3 separate regions of the Homo sapiens genome follow, and all the other regions are linked to region 1. A link is a contact called in ENCODE Hi-C or POLR2A ChIA-PET data. All regions are on one chromosome and are shown on one strand. The core of a region is the stretch at or near the end of the contact, and the rest is flanking DNA. Distances in the headings are between cores, read along the strand shown. Region 1 holds the start of TMEM102 (transmembrane protein 102). Region 2 holds the start of SHBG (sex hormone binding globulin). Region 3 overlaps DLG4 (discs large MAGUK scaffold protein 4).

Region 1 (2,894 bases), core at 61-2,560:
CCGAGCCTCCGACGGCTTTGGGACTGGGCTTTCGACGGCTGCCTTGGTGACGTCACTACTCATTGTTTTCAAAGGTGCGGTAGAGCCAAGGTCGACGACGTCATGCTGAGGCGACTCGGACGCTGAAACGTCACTAGGCGATTTTTCCAAAGACACCGGCGCCTCGTGCTCAGTGACGTAGCTGTGCGGCTGGTCTACAGAGCTTTGCCAGTCCTTGGAACTTTCTTCGCTCTCCGTTCGGTGGATCGAATCACGTGCTCCTGGGACTGGGGGTCCTAAGCAATCCTGCCACATCTCCCGGATGGGGGTTCCGCACACCATCTCTGGGAGGCAGACCTGTGCGTAACAGGATTCCAGGTCCAGTTGCAGTTCAGTGCCGTCCAGTGAAAACATGGGCACTAGGAGTGTGAAGCCGGCATCGTAGTGAGGTCCCCGGGCGTAGGGACCCAGGGGTGCATGCCCCAGATCCAGGGAGCCCTCGCGAATCCCACCACGAAGCAGCAAGAGCTCTGCCTGGGGAGGAAAGCGAGGGTCCCGGCGGTGAACTAGACCTAAAAAAAGGGAACGGATCGTGAGGGCGTCGCCCAAAGCCGGGGCGGGGGCGGGGGCGTGGTGAGGCTGAGAGCTGTGAGTTCCCAAAGGCAAGTAGGGTTACTTACCAAGCAAAGAGAAGACAAAGTCCTTGGCCCGGAGGAGATCGGCTCCCGGCTTGGGCCCGTCACTCCAGCTCTCCTGCACACCCAGCTCCTGGATCAGCTGGGTCAATTCCTGCAGCTGCGCCCCGGAGCAGAAGTCGATGTCCGTGAGCGGCCGAGCTGGGGCCGGGGGCGGCGGGCCCCACCAGGGGGCACTCCCCCAGACTGCGGAAGCCATGCGGTTCTATCGCTTTGGGCTGCGGAAAACACGGAAGGGAGGTGGCTTTGCTGCCACAAAGTCGTCCCCGTTCTTCCCTCTTCCTGAGGCCGAGCGAGTGCCCCAGACACAACCTACAAATGGGTCTGTAGATGATGGGTTCTAAATTTAGTCCTCAAAATGAACAAATAAATACCTCTTCTATCCTGGCCCTTTTCTCATAGGCAGGTCCCCGCCCCCATGAACTGGTTCACCGGACTCAGCAGGTAAAAAGTAACTGTTGGCTCCTCCTACGGAATGCAGTAGCCAGCCTCCGCTGCCGCCCCTTGTCTACCTCCCTTTACCTCTTTTTTGGAAGAGGCTTATTAGTCTGCGGCTTCCCCCTTATGGGAAGCAGTAAGGGTGGGGAGCAGAAATAGATTCAACAGGTTACTTCTTCCTGATGCCCACGTGGCCACGCCCCTACATTTTCAGCCACGCCCCTTTCTGGAGGCTGTCGAGGTGGTTTCCGCCGGGTCGGGTCGCCAGTCAGAGCTCAATCACTCTTTTGGCCCTGCTGAAATCCCGCGTTATCCTGGGAGTTGTAGTTTCCCGCTCTACTAGGGCGTGGTAGCCACGCCCCCACATCCTTTCCTGTTCCGCTGAAGTAGTGCCTGATGGAAGTTGTAGTTCCTCTGGAGACAGATTATTCTGTGTCTTTTCACACCCATATCAACCCCACTCAAACATTCCTTGGGGTTTGAGAGGGGTAATAGGATGGCTCTGAGTCGCAAAAAATAATGAGGGATGGGCCGGGCGCGGTGGCTCCCGCCTGTAACCCCAGCACTTTGGGAGACTGAGGCGGGTGAATCACCTGAGGTCAGGAGTTCAAGGCCAGCCTGGCCAACATTGCGAAACCCTGTCTCTACTAAAAATACAAAAATTAGCCGGGCGTGGTGGCAGACGCCTGTAATCCCAGCTACTTAGGAGGCTGAGGCAGGAGAATCACTTGAACCTAGGAGGGAAAGGGTGCAGTGAGCTGAGATTGTGCCATTGCACTCCAGCCTGGGTGATAAGAGCGAAACTCCACCCTAGGGCCTGGGGAGAGATAGGGACCCCTGCCTGGGTGGGGTGGGGGGGGTGCATCTTGGAATCCCAAAAGTGGTAGTGTTAGGCAGGAGCACACAGATGGTGACCCAGAAATGGACGTTTGACTCATAGGAGAGACATACATGTTAGTGATGCCCACCTCAGCTCACTGCTACCTGAGTCGTGGCAGGGAAAACACTTTGGGATCTCAAATTTTTGTTTTGTTTTGTTTTGTTTTTGAGACTGAGTCTCGCACTGTTGCCCAGACTGGAGTGCTGTGGCGCAATCTCCGCTCACTGCAACCTCCACCTCCCGGGTTCAAGCAGTTCTCCTGCCTCAGCCTCCCGAGAAGCTGGGATTACGGCGCCTGCCACCATACCTGGCTAATTTTTTGTATTTTTAGTAGAGACAGGGTTTCACCATGTTGGCCAGGCTGGTCTTGAACTCCTGACCTCAGGTGATCCTCCCACCTCGGCCTCCCAAAGTGTTGGGATTATAGGCACGCGCCACTGCACCCGGCCTGGGCCACGACTTCTTACATTCCTTCTGCCCTTGGTCTGTCTCCAGGACGGGATAGGCCTAAGTCCATGGATAAGATAATTAAGGAGGACATCTAGGAAAATTAGAGGCCTGTAAAAGAAGAGACTCCCCAACTGTAGAGATCAATTTGGCAAGCCCAGGACTCAGGGGTTCCTCGTCACTGACAGAGAGTTTTCTCCTTCAGCAACCAGAGCTGGGGTCCCTGGGAGAAGCGAGAGCACCAAAGCAGCCCAGAACTGCGCAAGTAGGTTCCCGTACACACACATCTGGCTGTGACCCAAGAGGCCAGATCAGGAGAACTGGAGACTGGGCTGTTTCTCACAGTCTGGAGTAACCAGGCATCAGACATCCCTGCATCTCACCTCCTTCCCAGAGGGTGGCTTCCGAGGCACTCTAAAAAGAACTAAGTTCTCTGGACTCTGTGGAAGCTTTGA
Region 2 (3,232 bases), core at 310-2,809, 190 kb before region 1:
TTCTACATCACAGCTTCTGAGGCTAGTGGGGGCAGATGCTGAGATCTCGGCCTGTTTGTCCAGCCAGGAATCCCGGCGCAGGCAGCCATCCAGGGCAGGAACCAGCTGGAGTGTGACAGAGATAAGATACGGGGATGTAGAAATCAGGGCATCGGAGCCGCAGTCCCGACCTCCCTGCCCTCAGTTGACTCCCCTCTGAGCATTTGGCCTCCCCCTTGCAGCTCTCAACCCTTCCCTTCTCCCTAAAAGTGTGGACTTAGATTCCCACGGCCAGCCACCCAGCAGTGCTTTACCAAGTCTTGGCTAGGGTTCCACCCCTGGGGTGTAGTTACCGGCAACCGAAGGTTGGAAGCGGGGAAGAGCAGCCCCCCAAGCGCAATCCTCATGATGGGATGGCGTTTGCTGGTCAGGGGCCCAGAGACCTGTCTCAGGCGCAGCACCTCCTCCCCATCCACCTCCAGCAGCACAGAGTCCCCCTCCATCTTGACTTCCACCTGCAGGAAGGTGGGAAGCAAAATCAGAGGCCCCTGGGATCTGTTTCTGCCACCTTCCTGTGAGGCAGCCTAGTACTATAGTGGAAAGAACATGCCTTAAAGAAGCAGCTAGCATCCTTGGCCTTGGGTCACTCAGCTCTTGTCACTTATATACTGACTGAGCCTTAGAATTCCCATCAGAAAAGATGGGGCCAAGAATAGCTACTTTGTGGGGGTTCGTGTGGATTAAACGAGATGACAGTGGTAGAGGGATGCCCAATAACTTGGTTTTGTTCCCTTTCCTCAGACCAGCTCCAGACATCCCTCCCCTGAGGACCAGAGCTAGCTTACCTGGTGCCATCTCCCATCATCCAGCCGTGGTCCAGCACCCACCGTAAGCTGGGCCCAGTGATTGTGCAGTTGGATCTCAGGCCTGCCGTCTCGAAGTCCCAGCATAAACCAGTCATCCTTAGGGTTGGTATCCCCATAAAAAATCACTCCCTCTGGGTCCCAGGTTCGAACCTCAAAGGAGGAGGAGGTTCTGGAAGGACACAGAAGGAAAGATTGTGTATGTCATGTGTCCTTTGAGAACCAGTGTGGGTTTGGGGGAGATGGTGTTCACAGATAAGGAAAGGAAGACAGGGAAAAGAGAAGAGCTGATGGAGAGAGGGCAGAACCAGGGGACTGGGTCAAGGGCTAGGCCAACCCCATACTTTGTGATCTTGGTGAGGTCAAAGGTCATGACAGCGATAGGCTCTTGTCCTGGGCCATTGCTGAGGTGGACAGCCGGAGGGTCGTGGGCACTCTATCAGAAAGAGAAAACAAACAAAGCTGAGTAGGGACATGTCAGAGACAGACAGAGGGAGAGGCCCTGCTACAGGGCCAGAGGAGAGAAGGGAAGACTGCATGAGCTGAGTGCCCTGTCCCGCTCCTGCACCTGGGTGGGGAGAACAGGTCTCAGGGCCCATCCCTGGCGGGTGTGACGCAGTAGTAGCAACAGCAGCAACAGCAGCAGGCGCGAGGTAGCCAGTGGGCCTCTGCTCTCCATAATCAGCCACTGTCCACTCGGCGGCTCAGACAACTCTTGGGAGAATGTGTAGAGGCAGGCAGCCTTGCGTGTGGGCGGTGGAGGGTTAAAGGTTGCCCGGGGAGGAGGGGGTAAAGGAAACAGGGGCACTGACCCTTGACCCCTGCCCAGGGGCCCAGTCACAAGACTCAGCTATCACCCCTCTGGGGATCAATGGGGTGAAGGACAGAGTCCCCTCCACTATCATCCTCCACTGCCGAGAAAGTTTCTGAACTGGGAGAGGATATTCCATCTCCCCTCTCCTCCTCTAGGGCCTGATCTAGGTCCTCCAAGATTTCTGTCCACTCGGGGAGCCTGCATTCACAGGCCTGAGGTCTAGAAACAGTCCTCCCCTGCGTCCCAAGTAGCATCCTGTATCAGGACTAGAAATGAGATAATGGAATCCTAAATTTCTAGCTGAGTGACCTTGGGCAAGTCACTTCACCTCTGTGCTTCAGTGTCCTTGTCTGTAAAATGAGGAAAATAATACTTTACGGGGTGACTGTGAAAGAGGGTTCATTGAGAAAATGCAGGCACAGTGCCTGGCATCTGGTCTGAACTCCTCCCCCAGTCTTTTCCCAGGCCTCTGAGGCCTGTCTCCCAAGAAGGTATTGTCTGTGTGTATGATTCAGTGAATATTAAGAAGGGACCTGCCCCCCGCCTCTCAGTTATCTTCCCTTATCCATTTATTACAGGGCCTAAACAGTCTAGCAGTAGAAATCACCCACTCCCTGACCCATTTTATTTTATTTTATTTTATTTTATTTTATTTTATTTTAGACAGAGTCTTGCTCTATCACCCAGGCTGGAGTGCAGTGGCGTGATCTCGGCTCACTGCTGCCTCTGCCTCTCGAGTTCAAGCGATCCTCCTGTCTCAGCCTCCTTAGTAGTTGGGACTACAGGTGCACGCACCACCACGCCCAGCAAATTTTTTTGTGTTTTTAGTAGAGACGGGGATTTCACCACGTTGCCCAGGCTGATCTCGAACCTCTGACCTGAAATGATCCGCCCACCTCAGCCTCCCAAAGTACCTGGATTACAGGCATTAGCCACAAGGCCCGACCCTCCCTGACGCATTTTATTTTATTTATTTATTTTGAGATGGAGTTTCGCTTTTGTTGCCCAGGCTGGAGTGCAATGGCACGATCTCGGCTCACTGTAACCTCCACCTCCCAGGTTCAAGCGATTCTCCTGTCTCAGCCTCCCGAGTAGCTGGGAGTAAAGGCATGCGCCACCACACCTGTCTAATTTTTGTATTTTTAGTAGAGACGGGGTTTCACCATGTTGGTCAGGCTGGTCTCAAATTCCTGATCTCAGGTGATCCGCCTGCCTCTGCCTCCCAAAATGCTGGGATTACAGGTGTGAGCCACTGTGCCCACCCCATGACCCATTTTAAAATGCAAATGACAGACCGGGCTTGGTGGGTCACATCTGTAATCCCAGCACTTTAGAAGGCTGAGGCGGGCAGATCACTTGAGGTCAGGAGTTCCAGACCAGCCTGGCCAACATAGTGAAACCCCGTCTCTACTAAAAATACAAAAATTAGCCAGGTATGGTTGCCCATGCCTGTAATCCCAGCTACTCCGAGGGTGAGGCAGGAGAATCGCTTGAACCCAGGAGGGAGAGGTTGCAGTGAGCCGAGATCGCGCCACTGCACTCCAGCCTGAGTGACAGAGTGAGAATCCGTTAAAAC
Region 3 (3,206 bases), core at 48-2,547, 240 kb after region 1:
CAGAGCAGGTAGGACCTGGCGGGCACCCGGTCCTCTTCCTTCTCCCCTCTCCCCACCCCACTGCCTCCCTCCAGCTTTCTCTAACTCTCTCTCTCTCTGTCTCTTTCCCTGCTGGGTCTCCACTCCGCTCCTCCACCTCCTTCTCCTCTTGGGCAACTCTGTCTGACTGCCTGCTCTCTGCCCCTGCTCTCTCTCCCACCTCCCTCACTTCCTGACCCCAAATTCCCCACCACCATCTGGCCTCTTTCTCTCCCCACTCCCTTCTCCTTGCCCCATTTCTCCTCTCTTCCCATGGCCTTGTCTTTGGTGGCTTGGCCTTCCCCACTGGGTCCCTCCCTTTTTCCTGACTCCCCGCTGGCCCTCTCCCCTGCCTCACCCTTTTCTGGGGCCCGGCTCCCCTCTCCCACTCCTCTGCTAACTCCTTTCCTTTCCCCGCTGCTCCTCACCCTGCCCTCCCTCCCTCCCTCCACGGTTCCTTTCTCCATCTGCCTCACTCCCTCCCATCTGTCTCCTTGTTCCTTCCATCTGTCTGTCCTCTGTCCGTCCTCCCCTCCCTCCTCCCTCTATCCTACTTCCTTTCTCCTTTTTCTTGGCTTTCCTTCCCGCCTGTGTCACCTCTGCCTTGCACACCCCGCCCCACTCGCTGCTGCCCCGGCTCTGCCACCATCTCTTGGGTCCCTGCCTGCCTGGTGCTCCTCCCTTCCTCCATTCTGTCCTGTCCCTGCCCTCTCCCGTGCTCTCCATCTTCCCTTTCCTTTCCCTCTGTCTTTTACTCTGTCCATACCCGCTTCCTGCCTGACTCTCTGCCCCCGTGTTTCTTGACATCCATGTCACTCCCCTTCGGCCAACTTCCCATTCCCCACCTCTCCCCGTCCGTGTCCCTCCGGCACTGCTCTCTGTCCTTTCTCGCCACCCGCTGGCCCCCCTCCGCCCACCCTGCCTGCCCCCAGGGGAAGCACTGCATCCTCGATGTCTCGGCCAATGCCGTGCGGCGGCTGCAGGCGGCCCACCTGCACCCCATCGCCATCTTCATCCGCCCCCGCTCCCTGGAGAATGTGCTGTGAGTATGGTCCTGGGGGCCTCCCCTTTGCTCCCCCAACACCTGTGGCCCTGGGCCTCACAAGGCGTCTGCGTTCAACTCTCCCTTCAGAACCCTGGACAGCGGTTTCAGCAGCCCCTGAGGGGGATCCCTGGAACCCAGAGGATGTGGGGGAATCGGGTCTTTCCCCTCCTCTCCTGCCTTGGCTAGACAGGACTACATTTCCCAGCAGCCCCTGGGGCATACCAGCTGGGGCGAGTCAGGGCCTCTAGGGCTGTTGGGAATTGGAGTCCGAATCCCATCTCTGGGGCTGAAGGCTGGAAGGATGAAGCTCCGTAGATGTCCCTGGAGTAGCCACACCTGGCTGGGGCGGTTGCGGGTGGCAGGGGGGTGGGGGGTGGTTCTCATCTGTGGCCCCAGAGGATATTGGGAATTGTATTTTTTTTTTTGCTATGTGCTCCAAATAGAAGAATACTTAACATTCCTGGATAGAGGAGATAAAAGGCAGGGTCAGGTGGGTCCAGTCTCAGGCCTGCTCTCCCTCCCTCTTCACAGAGAGATTAACAAGCGGATCACAGAGGAGCAAGCCCGCAAAGCCTTCGACAGAGCCACCAAGCTGGAGCAGGAGTTCACAGAGTGCTTCTCAGGTGAGGCCACAGCAAGGCTGTTGCCAGCATGTAGGGTGCCCTTGCTCGGATTAGAAAGAGCTCCCCCGCCACCCCCAGTGGATGGCTTAGAAAGAGGTGCCCCTGTGGGCGCGGCATGGTGGCTCACGCCTGTAATCCCAGCACTGGCGGGCACCTGTAATCCCAGCTACTCGGTAGGCCGAGGCAGGAGAATCGCTTGAACCTGGGAGGCAGAGGTTGCAGTGAGCCGAGATCGCACCACTGCACTCCAGCCTGGCGCTAAGAGCAAAACTCAATCTCAAAAAAAAAAAAAAAAAAAAAAAAGAGGTGCCCCTGTGGGCGGGTGCAGCCCCAGGACTTATGGCTTGGAGAGTTGGAAAGAGGTGCCCCTTCCTCTGGGCTGGTGCAACCCCCTTGGCCAGGTGTCCTCTGGCCCTTCCTTGGCCTCACTCCCTGCTCCACCCCACTCCCAGCCATCGTGGAGGGTGACAGCTTTGAGGAGATCTACCACAAGGTGAAGCGTGTCATCGAGGACCTCTCAGGCCCCTACATCTGGGTTCCAGCCCGAGAGAGACTCTGATTCCTGCCCTGGCTTGGCCTGGACTCGCCCTGCCTCCATCACCTGGGCCCTTGGTCTGGACTGAATTGCCCAAGCCCTTGGCTCCCCCCGGCCTCCCTCCCACCCCTTCTTATTTATTTCCTTTCTAACTGGATCCAGCCTGTTGGAGGGGGGACACTCCTCTGCATGTATCCCCGCACCCCAGAACTGGGCTCCTGAACGCCAGGAACCTGGGGTCTGGGGGGGAGCTGGGCTCCTTGTTCCGAGCCCTTGCTCCTTAGGATCCCCGCCCCCACCTGCCCCCAATGCACACACAGACCCACCGGGGGCCACCTGCCCTCCCCCATCCTCTCCCACACACATTCCAGAAGTCAGGGCCCCCTCGAGGAGCACCCGCTGCAGGGATGCAGGGCCACAGGCCTCCGCTCTCTCCTAAGGCAGGGTCTGGGGTCACCCCTGCCCTCATCGTAATTCCCCATGTTCCTTGATTTCTCATTTATTTTTTCCACTTTTTTTCTTCTCAAAGGTGGTTTTTTGGGGGGAGAAGCAGGGGACTCCGCAGCGGGCCCCTGCCTTCCACATGCCCCCACCATTTTTCTTTGCCGGTTTGCATGAGTGGAAGGTCTAAATGTGGCTTTTTTTTTTTTTTTTCCTGGGAATTTTTTTGGGGAAAAGGGAGGGATGGGTCTAGGGAGTGGGAAATGCGGGAGGGAGGGTGGGGGGCAGGGGTCGGGGGTCGGGTGTCCGGGAGCCAGGGAAGACTGGAAATGCTGCCGCCTTCTGCAATTTATTTATTTTTTTCTTTTGAGAGAGTGAAAGGAAGAGACAGATACTTGAAACTTGGTGTGTGGCCTGGTTATTTGGGACCTGGGTGTGGAGGGAGATGGGCGCAGCAGAGTCAGATCCTTCTTCACTCCAAGCCAGAGAGGTTAGTGGCCTGGAAAATGGGCCAGGGAGGTAACTGGCAAATCAAGGAACCCGA

Evidence for each region. A loop is a pair of places that touch in the nucleus more often than their neighbours do. ChIA-PET counts read pairs that join two places held with the same protein, here RNA polymerase II (POLR2A). Pooled maps may share reads with other maps.
Region 2: a pooled map shows a loop between it and region 1 (4-fold over the local background). The contact joins the promoter of SHBG here to the promoter of TMEM102 in region 1. A Hi-C loop is called at or near these places in 9 of 50 pooled maps. POLR2A ChIA-PET finds 5 or more read pairs at or near these places in 4 of 52 experiments (CD4-positive, alpha-beta T cell, WTC11, activated CD4-positive, alpha-beta T cell and 1 more).
Region 3: a pooled map shows a loop between it and region 1 (4-fold over the local background). The contact joins the enhancer-like site here to the promoter of TMEM102 in region 1. A Hi-C loop is called at or near these places in 1 of 168 maps with a recorded cell type or tissue (CD4-positive, alpha-beta T cell) and 7 of 50 pooled maps. POLR2A ChIA-PET finds 5 or more read pairs at or near these places in 1 of 52 experiments (PC-3).

Annotation. Positions count from the first base shown.
Region 1 is chr17:7,433,851-7,436,744 of GRCh38, reverse strand. TMEM102 (transmembrane protein 102) reads right to left here and starts at 1,310. Exons shown (of 3, transcript NM_178518.3): 1 at 1,049-1,310; 2 at 660-892; 3 at 1-551. The coding sequence starts at 873. RefSeq lists enhancers at 1-405, 1,457-1,626.
Region 2 is chr17:7,628,462-7,631,693 of GRCh38, reverse strand. SHBG (sex hormone binding globulin) reads right to left here and starts at 1,559. Exons shown (of 8, transcript NM_001040.5): 1 at 1,411-1,559; 2 at 1,187-1,278; 3 at 825-1,014; 4 at 333-494; 5 at 1-105. The coding sequence starts at 1,521.
Region 3 is chr17:7,189,747-7,192,952 of GRCh38, reverse strand. It overlaps DLG4 (discs large MAGUK scaffold protein 4), which reads left to right. Exons shown (of 20, transcript NM_001321075.3): 17 at 1-8; 18 at 951-1,060; 19 at 1,595-1,686; 20 at 2,139-3,206. The coding sequence ends at 2,245. Among named protein-coding and RNA genes, the nearest start is that of ASGR1, 12 kb to the right of the region's middle. Within about 2 kb of position 1,297, at least 2 of the 41 ENCODE cell types and tissues checked have a DNase peak (open chromatin) inside an H3K27ac peak, as active enhancers do.